Regions from separate parts of the Homo sapiens genome. Here regions 1, 3, 4 and 5 are each linked to region 2. Evidence: chromatin contacts called from ENCODE Hi-C or POLR2A ChIA-PET data. All regions are on one chromosome and are shown on one strand. Each heading gives the region's core, a stretch centred on a gene start or an enhancer-like site at or near the end of the contact. The rest is flanking DNA. Distances are from core to core; before and after follow the strand shown. Region 1 holds the start of DDX11 (DEAD/H-box helicase 11). Region 2 holds the start of ETFBKMT (electron transfer flavoprotein subunit beta lysine methyltransferase). Region 3 overlaps FGD4 (FYVE, RhoGEF and PH domain containing 4). Region 4 overlaps FGD4 (FYVE, RhoGEF and PH domain containing 4). Region 5 overlaps FGD4 (FYVE, RhoGEF and PH domain containing 4).

Evidence for each region. Hi-C counts contacts between places; a loop is a spot of excess contacts on that map. ChIA-PET counts read pairs that join two places held with the same protein, here RNA polymerase II (POLR2A). Pooled maps may share reads with other maps.
Region 1: a loop to region 2 is called in a map of CD8-positive, alpha-beta T cell, with 32 times the contacts of the local background. The contact joins the promoter of DDX11 here to the promoter of ETFBKMT in region 2. A Hi-C loop is called at or near these places in 1 of 168 maps with a recorded cell type or tissue (CD8-positive, alpha-beta T cell), 1 of 37 single-sample maps with no recorded cell type and 8 of 50 pooled maps.
Region 3: a pooled map shows a loop between it and region 2 (5-fold over the local background). The contact joins the enhancer-like site here to the promoter of ETFBKMT in region 2. A Hi-C loop is called at or near these places in 10 of 50 pooled maps. POLR2A ChIA-PET finds 5 or more read pairs at or near these places in 2 of 52 experiments (B cell and OCI-LY7).
Region 4: a loop to region 2 is called in a map of endothelial cell of umbilical vein, with 4 times the contacts of the local background. The contact joins the enhancer-like site here to the promoter of ETFBKMT in region 2. A Hi-C loop is called at or near these places in 11 of 168 maps with a recorded cell type or tissue (B cell, Caco-2, GM12878 and 7 more), 21 of 37 single-sample maps with no recorded cell type and 20 of 50 pooled maps. POLR2A ChIA-PET finds 5 or more read pairs at or near these places in 3 of 52 experiments (Caco-2, H1 and endothelial cell of umbilical vein).
Region 5: a loop to region 2 is called in a map with no recorded cell type, with 5 times the contacts of the local background. The contact joins the enhancer-like site here to the promoter of ETFBKMT in region 2. A Hi-C loop is called at or near these places in 2 of 168 maps with a recorded cell type or tissue (Caco-2 and mammary epithelial cell), 5 of 37 single-sample maps with no recorded cell type and 3 of 50 pooled maps. POLR2A ChIA-PET finds 5 or more read pairs at or near these places in 4 of 52 experiments (Caco-2, GM12878, T-cell and 1 more).

What each region holds. Positions count from the first base shown.
Region 1 is chr12:31,072,478-31,075,264 of GRCh38, reverse strand. It overlaps DDX11 (DEAD/H-box helicase 11), which reads right to left and starts at 1,405. Exons shown (of 27, transcript NM_030653.4): 1 at 1,174-1,405. It overlaps DDX11-AS1 (DDX11 antisense RNA 1), which reads left to right and starts at 1,418. Exons shown (of 3, transcript NR_038927.2): 1 at 1,418-2,070. RefSeq lists enhancers at 161-690, 551-710, 1,241-1,350, 1,223-1,754.
Region 2 is chr12:31,658,377-31,661,076 of GRCh38, reverse strand. ETFBKMT (electron transfer flavoprotein subunit beta lysine methyltransferase) reads right to left here and starts at 1,389. Exons shown (of 4, transcript NM_001135863.2): 1 at 1,288-1,389. RefSeq lists enhancers at 1,442-1,601, 1,519-2,020 and a silencer at 1,722-2,031.
Region 3 is chr12:32,604,159-32,606,858 of GRCh38, reverse strand. All of the region lies in intron 7 of FGD4 (FYVE, RhoGEF and PH domain containing 4), which reads right to left. Among named protein-coding and RNA genes, the nearest start is that of DNM1L, 74 kb to the left of the region's middle. Within about 2 kb of position 1,363, at least 4 of the 41 ENCODE cell types and tissues checked have a DNase peak (open chromatin) inside an H3K27ac peak, as active enhancers do.
Region 4 is chr12:32,452,904-32,455,603 of GRCh38, reverse strand. All of the region lies in intron 1 of FGD4 (FYVE, RhoGEF and PH domain containing 4), which reads right to left. Among named protein-coding and RNA genes, the nearest start is that of FGD4, 55 kb to the right of the region's middle. RefSeq lists an enhancer at 1,706-2,495. Within about 2 kb of position 1,388, at least 7 of the 41 ENCODE cell types and tissues checked have a DNase peak (open chromatin) inside an H3K27ac peak, as active enhancers do; they include OCI-LY7, PC-9, endothelial cell of umbilical vein and 1 more, where a contact is called at or near this core.
Region 5 is chr12:32,435,763-32,438,547 of GRCh38, reverse strand. The region is part of intron 1 of FGD4 (FYVE, RhoGEF and PH domain containing 4); the gene reads right to left. Among named protein-coding and RNA genes, the nearest start is that of FGD4, 38 kb to the right of the region's middle. RefSeq lists an enhancer at 624-1,123. Within about 2 kb of position 1,332, at least 2 of the 41 ENCODE cell types and tissues checked have a DNase peak (open chromatin) inside an H3K27ac peak, as active enhancers do.

The DNA of each region.
Region 1 (2,787 bases), core at 156-2,655, 590 kb after region 2:
ATCTCATTATTCCAGAAGCAGCACAGGCTAAATCATAGAGGTTTAGATAAATCTGAGTATAACGGATTCACTAAGCCCTATTAAAAACATTTGCAGTGACTTGTTCAGCCCTCTTCAGGTTGGCTGTGTGGAGGACAACCATCACCTCCCAGTGCCAAGGCACACACCAGGACAGCAAAGCTCACGCTCATAAAACGAGGTTAGAGTTGTGAAAGCACTTCAGGAACATATTAGTTCTTAACGTGTTCATTTTCTTCAGTCCCCAATTATCACTCATTACTGAGTACAGACTATTGTTGTGGGCTCAGTTGTGTCCTCCCCACATTGATCTTGGACATCCCAAGCCTCTGGGACTGTGAGAAAACACATTTCTGTGTCTAAGCCACCCAGTTTATGGTATTTTGTCATGGCAGCCGGGGCTGACCAAGACAACTATGTGGCAGGTACTATCTACCGTATGGCCCTAAAATGTTTTAACTTCACACACCTGGAAAGCACCACAGCCCCAAGAAAAAAGCTTTTCCGCACTGCTGTTAAGCCAGGGCCACACACTGCAGTACTGCGGTGCTCCACCAGCTGGAGGATGGCCTGGCCCATAATACCCGCATTCCCACCTTGCTCTGGCCCTGTGTCCCCTCCAACGTGCATCCTGAGCTCGCACCCTGTGTGGAACCCAAACAGCTGCTTATCAGCATTTAAGTCCATTTTTATGACACTTCCGTCAACAATCTGGTCAAGTGCACTCATTCCTGGCCTCCGTACTGTACCCTGCTCCGCCTCGATTCCCGCCCTGGGGGAAGCTAGACTCATGCAGCTAACTTTATCGGCTCTGGGCTCTGATTGCCAAGTTTAGGATCCCAGCTGTATCCTTGCTAAAGTTAGCATCGCTGGGGCTCAGTTTCCGTAAGAGACAGGTGGGTTACAAGCGCTCACTCACTGTTGCAGTGTCTTATCTACGTAAGATAATCCATGAAAAGCTCAACACAGCTGGGCCAAATCTAAGACCCAGACACGCGGCTGCTGTTAATGCCCACTTCTGCGCACCGCCCAGTTCCACCGCAGGCACAACCTTCCTAGGCCTACCCGTCCCCACACAGGGGTTCCCGCTTGTCAATCACGCTGGCCCGGCCCTCCACTTCCGGAATGTTTTCCCGCTCCGGACGGGCCACCCACCTTTGCAAATAGGGGTCCGGCGCCGGAACAGACGCCCAGTTTGCGATTTCACCAGTCTGCCCTTCCTCGTCCCGCTGCTCCTCGTCCTAAGGAGCTCTGCTGCCACACAGCACTGCGCTCACCTTCTTCGCCGGCAGAATTGCTACGCTGAAAGCCAGGCCCCGGGAATCAGGGCAAACGCCACTGAGTTAGAAACTGGCGGGTCCCCTCAGTGAAAGGCAGCCGGAACAACCCCCGCCGCTGCGCATGCGCACTCCGGGACGCGCGCGAACACGCAGCAGCGAGAATCTACAGGGGCGTGGTTTGCGCACGCGGGAACTGGGATCTCAACCCCAGGGCTAGGTGCCTCCTCCCGCTGCTTTCCGCCAGCTGCGGGGTGTGAGATTAATCCCCGCCGATTAGCGCCAGGTGTACTAAGCGCTGGATGGTTCCCTGACCAGATGAAACATCAGCCGATGTTCTAATGCCGGTCCCCTGGGCGCTGTCCCCGAGAGGGAAAACCTGTTTTCTGACCCCGGCTCTAGTCGGCCTCTGGAGGTCTGCAGCTGGGTTATTTTACCTTTGAAACGGACGACACCTGCCCCGTGCACCCCAGCGGCTCCTCCACACGGAGAGATGGTGTCAGTCAAAGGCCGTCTAGATGACGAGTTTATGAAATTGTTCCTGGCCCGTGCCGGGCACGACCTTGCAGAGAGCCCAGAAGATGAAACCCCAGCCCTGCCAGGAGCTCACCTGCTAATTAGGAGGACAACGAATCACCTCACCTCCCTAGACTTTGCTTCTCCTTTATTCAGTGAGGGATTGGACTAGCTGGTCCTTGAGGACTTTTCAGAAAGTCTGGTTCTGGGAGATGACCAATGGGATCATCTTATGCTATGAGCTTTCCTGGAATGACAGGTAATTGGTGCGCCTTCCCAGCAGGGTCAGGGAGAGTTGCTGGGACTTGAAGGAAAGGCTTTTGGGGAGAGGAGCCAGTGTTACAAACTATCGAAAAGCTTGGAGGTGGGAAATTTACAAAAGGTGATTCCAGGGTCAGCTTTTTTGTCACCTGCTTCCGACTTCGGCAGTTTGGAGAGGGCGAGTAAGTAATACCCTTCAGGGTCTTGGGATGTGGCCCAGCAAAATCCTTAGAGGGACTTTGAAGTCTTAGTTTTAAGTTTAGAATTAATGGGCAGAGTACTTAAATAGCCATTTCTCCAAAGATGTATACAAATGGCCCACAGGCCCATAAAAATGTTGCATTCCACCCTATAACATGTTTTTGCATAAAAAAGTTTTAAAATAACTGTTGTCTGGTAAATTGACACCTCTGGAATAGAATGTATGCTAGGTTTTTTACCCTACTGCTTCAAACCCCATCCTACACACACACTCCTAGGGTGTGCATCATCCAGTTTAAGAAGCACCCTTGGAGAAACAAAGTTGATAGTGTGTCCAGAATTGATGGGTTCTTGGTCTCACTAACGCAAGACTGAAGCTGCAGACCCTCGCGGTGTTAGTTTTTAAAGGCGGTGTGTCTGGAGTTTGTTCCCTCAGATGTTCCGATGGGTTTGGAGTTTTTTCCTTCTGGTGGGTTTGTGGTCTTGCTGGCTCAGGAGTGAAGCTGCAGACCTT
Region 2 (2,700 bases), core at 140-2,639:
AATGCTATATAAGTAGTTGTTACACTATTTTTGTGTTATTTTTATTGTTGTAATTTTATATTGCTATATTGTTATATTGTGGGCCAACTGTACCTTTAAAGTTCTTTCATAAATTTAACAAAGTAGGCATGCTTGGTAACTGTGAACAAAATAACAGAAGTCTTCTGTCTTCAGGAAGCTTATATTCTAGTGGTGGGATAAAGCAGTTAACAGGGCAAACACAGTTTTTGCCTTTATGAAGTCTAGCCAAGAGTTCTGGGGGTTAATGAATTTATAATTGTCTGTGGGCAGAGATATATTAATACAAATTATATTGACTACTCTATTTCATTAAAGATTGTTGTATCATAAAACAATGCAATCAAGATTCAGGTTTTTTCCTTTAAAAATACTGTATGCATTTAATTGTAATAAAAGAACATCAACTCCTAAATCTCTTTCTGTAAAAGTATCTGATGGTTCGATTTTACCAAGCCTAAACTGAAAAGATTTGCTCCAACAGAAAAACACCTGTGCAATTGATCACTAAGATTTGTTTAAAAATATATATATATAGAAAAACACCCGGATTAGAATAAATGAGAATGAGGAACAACTTAAACACAACTTATACACCCAGTTGTTTGGGGACCTCGGATCTCTTCTGCATAAATGTTTTAAATGGTCTTAAATCCACTAAAGTATTTAGGGGTCAAAAATCCAAATCCCCACAAGGGGCTGGACATCATAAATGAGTGATGCAGGCTGGCTGTAAAATAACAGAGGGGCTGTGGCAAGCTGGAGACTGTTTTCAAACAGTTCAAAAAGGCTAGGCAGGACATGCTGCCAGATCCTCCGATTTCTCAAAATCATCAAAAAAATCTAGATATTGACACATTAGCTTCCACCTTTTTTTTTTTTTTTTTTTTTTTTTTTGAGACAGAGTCTCTGTTGCCCAGGCTGGAGTGCAGTGGCGTGATCTCGGCTCACTGCAACCTCCGACTCCCAGGTTCAAGCGATTCTCCTACCTCAGCCTCCCGAGTCCTGGGATTACAGGGGCGTGCCACCACGCCCGGCTAATTTTTGTATTTTTTTTTTTTTTTTTTTTTTTAGTAGAGACGAGGTTTCGCCATGTTGGCCAGACTGGTCTGGAACTCCTGACCTGAAGCGATCCTCCTGCCTCGACCTCCCAAAGTGCTGGGATTACAGGCGCGAGCCACCACGCCCGGCCAGCTTCGGCTTGTAAACATCAGCAACTCATTCAAATATCAAAACACAGGGCAGGTCAAAATGCATGTCAGGTCATACATAGCCTGTGAACTCAGCGTAGACTTCCAGTGGGTGTTAGTTACCCCACATCAGTGTCCTGGGATCGTAGGGGTCTCTCAGGGCCTGGTATCCCACTAGACTAATTGTTAAGCAGTACTAGGCTGTCACTTGAATCACACAACGCAGCCTAAGTTTAAAGGTAACGCAGAGCAAATAGAGATTATTTGGGATTTGGACCCCATGTCATTTAGATCGGCGCTTCCCTCTCCCGTCCCAGCACCGATGAGGCATGGGTTATGAAGTATGTGACTGTGGTGACCACTTGGTATTTCTCTTAATGAGAAGGAGAGCTGATGGGATGAAAAGAGTTACGTTCCACAACGGGTAGACGGCGGCGTCATTTTCCTCCAGAGGCGGGGTGGAGTCGATCTTAAAGGGGCAGGCACCGTCCTCCCTGTCTCCTTACCTAGCTTTGCTGACACCGCCCTCGGAAGTAAAGCATAGGGCTCGCCTGTCACTCGCCCTGGCGACTGTTCCCGCTCATGCTTTACATTTCCGGGGTCCCGCTACCAAAACTGAGCCACGCTCTAGCAGAGCGCCGCGGCCCGGCAGGGGGCGGGACGGACGGCGGCCCCTCGCGGCCCCGCCCTTTTTCCCAGCAGCGCTTTCTTTCTCCTCCACTTTCTTAAAGGGACAGAAGCGCGAAACCAAAGGGCGCCCTGACCTCACCTGGAAAATAAGGGAACGTTAAATCTGTGTGCAATGTTTGTAGAATTTTGATTCCTAAAAAGTTCATTCTGAAACTATGCAACACCTACTATGTGCCAGTCGCACTTCCAGGCACCGGGCATAGAGTGGTGAGCAAAATAGACACCGTATATTTAAAAAAAAAAAAAAAAAAAGACACAGTATAAGCCCTCTGTGCTGCCTACATTCAACTGCGATTAAATCATAATGAATGTCCTTTCTTTTCTAATAATTCATAAATTCACTAGCAATTTATTTGCAGCCTATATCACTCGAGTCTGGATCTACATATATCCACCTTTCAACTGGACCCACATCCCACTGGCCCCTCAACTCAACACTCAAAGTTAACTCACCATCTGACCTGACAACAATTAAAACCTGCTCTGGCGTGCTAGAGGGGGGAAAACGGTCCAAAACTAAGAAACAGGAAAATCGTGTTTCTGCATTTTAGTTTGCAGTTTGAGAAATGCACTGGCACCTGCCTGTTCAAAATTAGAATTTGTCGCTTGGGTTCTGCGCTCCTGCCATGGGTGTGACAGCTTTCTGTCTTTCCATGTAAACTGGAATCTTTAGGAACTACTACAAGGAAAGGAAACTTTGTGCTTCCAGTCAACAGCCCCAGATGCAGCCTTATCATTTCTTTCTTAGTTGAATGGTGTATTTGCTACATTCTTGTTGATAAGCTATACACCTTGCATTTCA
Region 3 (2,700 bases), core at 114-2,613, 950 kb before region 2:
AGCTCCATTTCTTAGGGCAAAATTAAGACCGTATCACTTGCTTCCAAGAAACTGTTAACAAAAGAGATGAAAAAATAAGAAATGTTCTTGTTCCTGTTAAACAAAGCAGAAATCCCATTAAAGTATATACTGAATTCACACCATGATCAGGGTACTGCAAAGCATCAAAGCTATATTAAGACATGGTGTTTGCATTTGAAGCAAACAAGTGACTAAAGGCTTCACAGAGAAGGGAACATTTAATGCAACCTCTGATAAGTACAGGCTCTGAAGAAAAAGACAGACTAGGGAGCGAGCCCAGGAGGAGAAACCTGAGAGAACAGGCCCACAGTAATGAAGCATGAAGTATGTTAAATGAAAGGGACAGAGAGGTTTTCTTGGCAAAAAAAAAAAAATAAGTAGAGGAAAATAGAAGACGTAAAGTAATGGTAATATGGGTAATAATGTCAAGGTGAGTTTAGATTTTTTTCATCTAATGTAGATTTTTGTGCATGACAGTTGTATCATTAGATCTGAGCTCTATTAGATTAATCTACTGCAGTGTGGCTTTAGGGGGACGGGGGAAACTAGTTTGGAAGTTGTTATTATAGACCAGGAAGAAAATAATAAGGGCCTGAAATTGGCATAGAAGCTGAGAGAATAGCTTTCCTTAATAAAGTTTAAGATATTAATTATATAAATTTAAATATCTCATTGGGTTTTCCCAAAATCTATTACGTACATCAAGGAAAGTATTACTGATCCCAAATATTTTACATGAAGAAACTGTGGCTCAGATAATTTAGGAGCGTTTCCTAAGGTCAAGTGACTATAAGCAGCAGACTTAGGATTCTAAACTAGGTTAGTTGATTCCCAATCTACCACTCTTTTCACAACCCATGTCATTTCATCATAATATAGAGAAGACAGACATTGTACAGATAGAATTCAGAGTGTGACTAGACAATAACTACCACTATCACCACCATCGCCACTATCATTTAGTGAGCACTTACTATGCAACAAGCACTACGCTAAGCAATTTGAATACATTATTTCACAGGCAAATGAACACATACAGAGAATGAAGACATGTAACAAATCAAAGATAAAGCTAAGTTGTCAAGCTCTGGTAAATGACAGGATAATGGTGTCACCTAATAAATCCAATACATATCAGAATAATTATCTACTCTATGTAAGGCCTAAAAAGTCAGATGGAAAAATGCTTGGGAGCTAAAAATAGGAAAAGAAAATATTGACTTTGTTTGGATGACAAGATATTCACATGCTCAGCTGTTTGTACCTAGAGTTTGGGAGTAGAGAACTAGACTAGAAACAGCAACCCTAGAGGAACCTGTCTGGCAAGTTAAAGGCATGTGGGAATAGGATATCACTGAAAAGTATGAAAAGAAAGAAGAATGTAGAAGGCAAACTTTGTGCTCTGCCTACATTTCAGAGTTAGCAAAAGAAGCTAGTAAAAATCAAAGCAGGAGCCCAATATTCAGTAAGGTAGGGGAGTGTTTAATTACAAAATAAAAGAATGTTAAAAAAAAAAAGGAGTGAAGGGGATGAGGCAGACCTTCTGGCTACAGCTGAATGAAGAGACTGGCAAATCCTCCCTGTTAAAAGCAGCTGATAGGCCGGGTGCAGTGGCTCCTGCCTGTAATTTTAGCACTTTGGAAAGCCGAGACGGGGGAATCATTTGAGGCCAGGAGTTTGAGACCAGCCTGGCCAACATGGCGAAACCCCGTCTCTACTAAAAGTACAAAAATTAACCAGGTGTAGTGGCATGTACCTGTAATCCCAGTTACTCAGGAAGCTGAGGCACAAGAATCGCTTGAACCCAGGAGGCAGAGGTTACAGTGAGCCGAGATCATACCACTGCACTCCAGCCTGGGTGACAGAGCAAGACTCTAACTCCAAAAAAAAAAAAAAAAAAAGCAGCTATAAAGCTAGATAAAATTGACAAAACAATATTTGCATTTTAGAAATTGATTAAAAGGCATGCAACAACCTGAAATCTGTTTACACTTTAAAAATTGTTGAACTTTGGGTAAGAACGGTGAGAATCTGTGGCATTCTAGCCTGTGGCTGCTCCTGTTCCTCTCCCAGCTCAGTCACTATGAAGGGGCCATCAGGGTGGCACGGACTGTGAGGACTGGCAGCTCCTCTGCTGAGGCTGAAAAGGGCTCATTCATTTGGAGTGGTGGGCAACATACACACCCAACAACATCAGTAGAAGTGAAGATCCCTGAGGTGAGTGAGAGGTGAGAGCCAATAACTCTACTAGCCAGAAGTTGTGGTTGTAGATGTGAAAAATACAGTAATTGAAAAGAAAAATTCACTATAGGTTCAACAGCAGATTTGAGATGACAGAAGAATCAGGGAACTTGAAGAAAGACTAGTAGAAATTATACAATCTGAATAATAGAACAAAGATTGGGAGTATCATTTGAACCCAGGAGTTCAAGGCCAGCCTAGGCAACACAGCAAGACACCATTTCCAAAACAAACAAAAGGAACCCACCAAAATTTGTGTAATGGGAGTAAAAAGATTTTAAAAAAGAGAAAGTGAAAAGGACAGAAAATATTTGAAGAAATAATGGCTGAAAACTTCTGAAAATGATTAAAAAAAAATCAATCTACAAATGCAAAAAGCTCAACCAACCCTAACCAGGACAAATACAAAAAGGTCCACACCCAGACACATCATATTTA
Region 4 (2,700 bases), core at 139-2,638, 790 kb before region 2:
TCCTGCTTATTATCTTAAGGGACTCTATTTTCTAGTTTTTGGGTAAATACCTTTGTACGTTAAAATACTGAACTGATTAGGGAAAGTCTACTGCAAATGATCCAACCTTGAGGAGATAAAAGAAATGGCATAGATATTCTGCTATCACAGAAATGGAATATAATATTCCAAAATCTATACTATATGTTTAAATACAATTATCCTGGTATTTTAAAATAAACTATCTAAAAGGAATATACTACTATACTTCATGATACAGCCATATGTCTAAAAAGGCTCTAAATATAAATAAAAAATTTTATGTATAAGTATAATCTACTGAACAAAATGCATAAAGGTGTTTCAATAGAGCAAACATACTGACAATGAACACACATGCAATCAACTGTTGCTGCTAAATCCTCATTCACAATGTTATTGTCAAAGAAATTTGTAGAAAATACTGAGATGAATAAACTTCTTAATTCAAGGAAGTACAAGAACAATGCAATCTTCCTCGTTTCTTCTTGGCTGCCTGCTGCTTCATTGTGTTTGTATAATAAAAGATCTGGCAAGTTGCAAGTCTCAATGCATTCACATGGGCAATTCCATAGCAGAGTTACCTTGGGAATAAACATGCTCTCTGGCACAAAGAACCATTCTAAGTAGGTCAAAGCTCCCCCAAACTGTATTTAGATCACCAGATGTTTCAAAAAACACTTTAAAATTCTGTCACTTCACCCAGAAAGGAAGAAAAATTTAAAAATCACAGGATACACTGTCAGAACAAGAACACTGAGGATGAAAAAAGGCAACTTAAAAGAAAATGTTCTGAGACTCTAAATTGTACTGCGGTCAATTTAAGATACCAGCAAAATATTTGGTCAAAAGCATGCTTTATGATCCTATTGAATTTAATTTTTAAAAGTAAAACAAAACTACTACAATCAAAGACAAACAGGAATCAAAACTTACTTAAAACAATCATTTAGTATGAAGGAATCAGCAGCTGGGACCTATCACATTGACAGTATTTTAAAGCATTAGCGATTTTTAAAAAATAAAAGCTTAGAAAAGACTAGTGATTGGCCCTAACCTATGTGCCTATGAAATTAAGACCAACAACAACAACAAAAAGTTTTTAACCAGTAACTTGGTTTAAAAAATTCTCTTTGCTATAAAATCCTCAACTATAGGAAAATGTCTTAAGTGACAGAAGAAAGACCACTTCTCTTAAGGAAGAGAGGATGCTGCTCATTTCCACTCTGCTTTTTGGGCAACTGAGATTTTGCATTTCAAAGAACGAAAGGCTAATCCCTTAATGAAGGTACTAGAAAGAGTAAAAACCCTTGCATGCGGTACAAATGCTCATTCCTTCAAGTCACTCCCATATTACTCATCCAGTGTGAATGTTAGAGAAAAGAACATTGCTCTGCTCCTGGAACACAGAGAACTTGTCTCTCATGTCTCGTTATCAGTGTGCCTATTTCTCCTCAATGCTATCAGGAATTTAATAACTGGCTACCAGGTTAGGAAATAAACCTTTTTTTTTTTAATCATTTCACATTTTATCTTCAGTTGGGGCTTTTTATTAACAGCTAAACACTCACAGAAATCGAGTCCACAATCTTTCCCTGGTGGCAAGAGTCCACTTACAAAGAAAACCGTGGAATTATTCTTGATGAGAAGGAAATAAATAACACCACCTAAAATATTTTTAGATGCAAATCAGACTCCTAATATAAAGATAGTTTTGATCCATTCATTCAACAAATATTTAATGAACTCTATACATCAGTTGTTCAGTTAGGTACTGGGTGTGGATTAGTAAATACAACAGGTGTGAGCCTTCCCTCCTCAATCTAAAGAATGAGATAAATGAAAATCTAAAAAATAAAGTATGATAATAATTATAGAAAAAAGTTTTTGAAAGCCTGAAACAATGAGCCCAAGTTAGGCTTCTTCTAAGCAAGTTGGGCAAGTTAATTATCTGTCTGAACACCATTTTGCTTCTCTGTAGGATGAGCACACAAAATTTATCAGCCAAACTGGAGTTCTTATCCAGGACTAATGATAAATTAAGAGATCCTAGGCTGGGTGCAGTGGCTCACACCTGTAATCCCAGCACTTTGGGATGCCGAGGCAGGTGGATCACTTGAGGCCAGGAGTTCGACACCAGTCTGGCCAACATGGCAAAACCCCATCTCTACTAAAAATACAAAAATTAGTCAGGCATGATGGCGCATACCTGTGATCCCAGCTACTCGGGAGGCTGAGACACAAGAATTGCTTAAACCCAGGAGGTGGAGTCTGCAGTGAGCCAAGACTGTGCCACTCTGCTCCAGCCTGGGCAACAGAGTGAGGCTCTACATTTAAAAAAAAAAAAATATATATATATCTATATTATATATATATATATATATAATATATATATAAAATATATATATAATATAGATATATATACACACACACGTTTTATAAATCTTTATTACATAAAACTATTTGGATGTGTTAATAATTATCAAAGCTGGATGATGGGTAAATGGGGGTCATACTAGTCTTTACTTTGCATAAGTTTGAAATTTTCTATAATAGAAAGTTCAATAAAATTGTGTATCTAGTGCATTCTCATTTTTTGAGACAGAATCTCACTCTGTTGCCCAGGCTGGAGTGCAGTGGCACAATCACTGCTCATTGCACCCTCGACCTGCTAGGCTCAAG
Region 5 (2,785 bases), core at 83-2,582, 780 kb before region 2:
CAACTAAAAGCATCCTCCTGTGTCCACTTACTTACAGATACATTCACATACCTCTCCTAATTTCAACTGCTCAAGGCAGTTGAAACCTAAAAGCAAGCTTATTGAAGAATCTGCTAAGAGAAGGCTAACATTTTGAATAAAGTACAGTAAGTACAGAGTTTTCAACTTTATCTTAACGGCAGATATTTTTACCTTTGTCATCTTCAGCTGATGTCTTAGGAGTTAACTGTTATCCCAAGTCCGCTCTATGGAAGTGCAGTATTGTTAGATGCTATACCTCTCCAAACCATTTCAATAAGGCAAGTGAGAAGTCAGTATTTTCTAAGATGGGAAGAAATGGTTCAAGAACCATTCCTGGCCAGACGCGGTGGCTCACGCCTATAATCCCAGCACTTTGGGAGGCCCAGGCAGATGGATCACTTGAAGTCAAGAGTTTGAGACCAGACTGGCCAACACAGCGAAACCCAGTCTCTACTAAAACTATAGAAATTACCCGGACATGATGGCGTATGCCTGTAGCCCCAGCTACTCAGGAGGCTGAGGCAGAAGAATCGCTTGAACCCGAGAGTAGAGCCTGCAGTGAGCTGAGATTGCGCCACTGCACTCCAGCCTGGGTGACAGAGCAAGACTCTGTCTCAAAGAAAAGATCCATTCCTGCATAGTCCTACCTACAACACAGGAGACCAATAACAATGTAAAAAAATAATTTTCCCAGTGGCCAAGAATGTTATCAGTGGTATATACAATGTATCAGTGGTATTGTGTGGTATGCAGGGTAAGATGAAATAGTATTCAACATCAATAGCAGGATTATGTCTAGAAAAAATTTTGCTTTTACTAAAAATGAAAAGACACTGGTCAAATGCAAACCATCCAAAGAGTAACAGGGAATTCATATTACATGTTAATATAACATTACTTTCTAAGACTTTAGGAACAAATAAAAACATCTGCTTATGTGAAATCTGCTGGTTTTACTCAATGAATACCACGGATATCCGTGTAGTGAAGCTCTGGTAGTTGCTACATGAGCTTTATCAAACATCTTTAAAAAGGCCTGGGCCAGGCTGCCCAGTAACACATCTGGGTGCGGTTGGACACCTCGCCTCGCTCATCGTATAGGGAGCATAAAGAGCCTCCGTGCTCAGCCACGTGTAGCTGACATGGATTTCCTGAGCAGAGGGCTTTTCTTTCTTTTATGGGTGTCCCAGCTTCTTCAAGACCTTCACTACTCTGCCTCAATGAACAGTCATTTCTGTTTTGAGGTGTAACCTTTTGTTTTCATACCTTCAGCTTGAAGTCATCCTATGTTTTGTAATCAGCCGTCTGGCCAAACGTCTGACCCGAAAGAGAATGTATTTACATTCCTGCTGCATTGTTCAGCAGCCCCTTCATGTTCTGTGTGATTTGTTTTCTTTTTCCCTTTTTTTTTTTTTTTTGACATGGAGTCCCACTCTGTCACCCAGACTGGGGTGCAGTGGTGCAATCTCGGCTCACTGCAAACTTCACCTCCCAGGTTCAAGCAATTCTCCTGCCTTAGCCTCCCACATAGCTGGGACTACAGGCGCCCGCCACCATGCCTGGCTAATTTTAGTAGAGACAGGGTTTCACCATGTTGGCCAGGCTGGTCTCGAACTCCTGATCTCAAGCTATCCACCTGCCTTGGCCTCCCAAATTGCTGGGATTACAGGCATGAGCCACCATGCCTGGCCCCCATTTTTTGTTTTTTATATGCAGGGAAGTAATGGTACTGGTAGTGTAGGTTCACTGTGTGGTTCAAACATGAATTTCCAACACACCAAGCTGCTAATGAGATAGCAGCTTTTTTTCTGGGACCTAGTGTCATAACCAAATTGATTTAAGACCAGACCCAAGACACCTTTAACGATAGGATTAAAGGGAAAAGGGATAGGGAAAAAGCTTATTAAGAAATTTATCAACAGTAAAAGTAAAGCGGGAGAAGCACAACCAGGCGTAACACCAAACTGGTTCAAGGGAGAAACAAGGCTTTGGCATTCTGCTGGCTCCAGTGCTTCCTCTGAAACCTGAGGCTTGCCAATGTGTGGACACTGTGCAGTCTTTTATTGCAGCCATTCAATGCCCACATGTTTTGCCTTCTTGTTTCAGAAAAGCACAAAGTCACAACAAAGTATTTTCTTTCCTTCCAAAGCCTTTTGTCTCCTTGTGCCACTTTTTATCCTTAGGAAAAGATACAGGTGTTCCTGAAAAGAACCATAAATGGAACAGGGGAGGCTGGTCCTGTTGCTGTTGCTGATTAAGTTTTAAACTTTTATTTATTATTTATGTGTGCTGTATTTTAAATAAACATTCTCTCTCCTTCCACTTCCAGTCATAGTGTGCCTGTAGCATTCCAGTCCAACCACATAATTTATTTATTCTAATAGGAGGGCTACACTGTACATCACGGTGTCCAGTGACAACTTGTTCCAGACATTTACAGAAGGAAAATATCCTAGGTAAATGAAATCGTCATTCTGTGTCCTCCCCCGACAGCAGATATGTCCTTCCGTTGAGTGAGGATAACCTTATGTCCACCAAGGGTACTTTGAGAAAGTCCCTAAGGAGCAAGCTTCTGTCCCACTGTTTCAGAGTATTTATTCTTTGAACACGAAAGTATTGGTTAGTTATGTTCTCAGCTCTCCTTGCTGTTGCATTTGGGCACTCACTCACTGCAAGTAACTTAGATCTTTTTATTTGAATGAATTTTAAAGCAGTAAGTAGAATTACAAAGGAATATGAAAACCATGGACTAGATGGACCATTT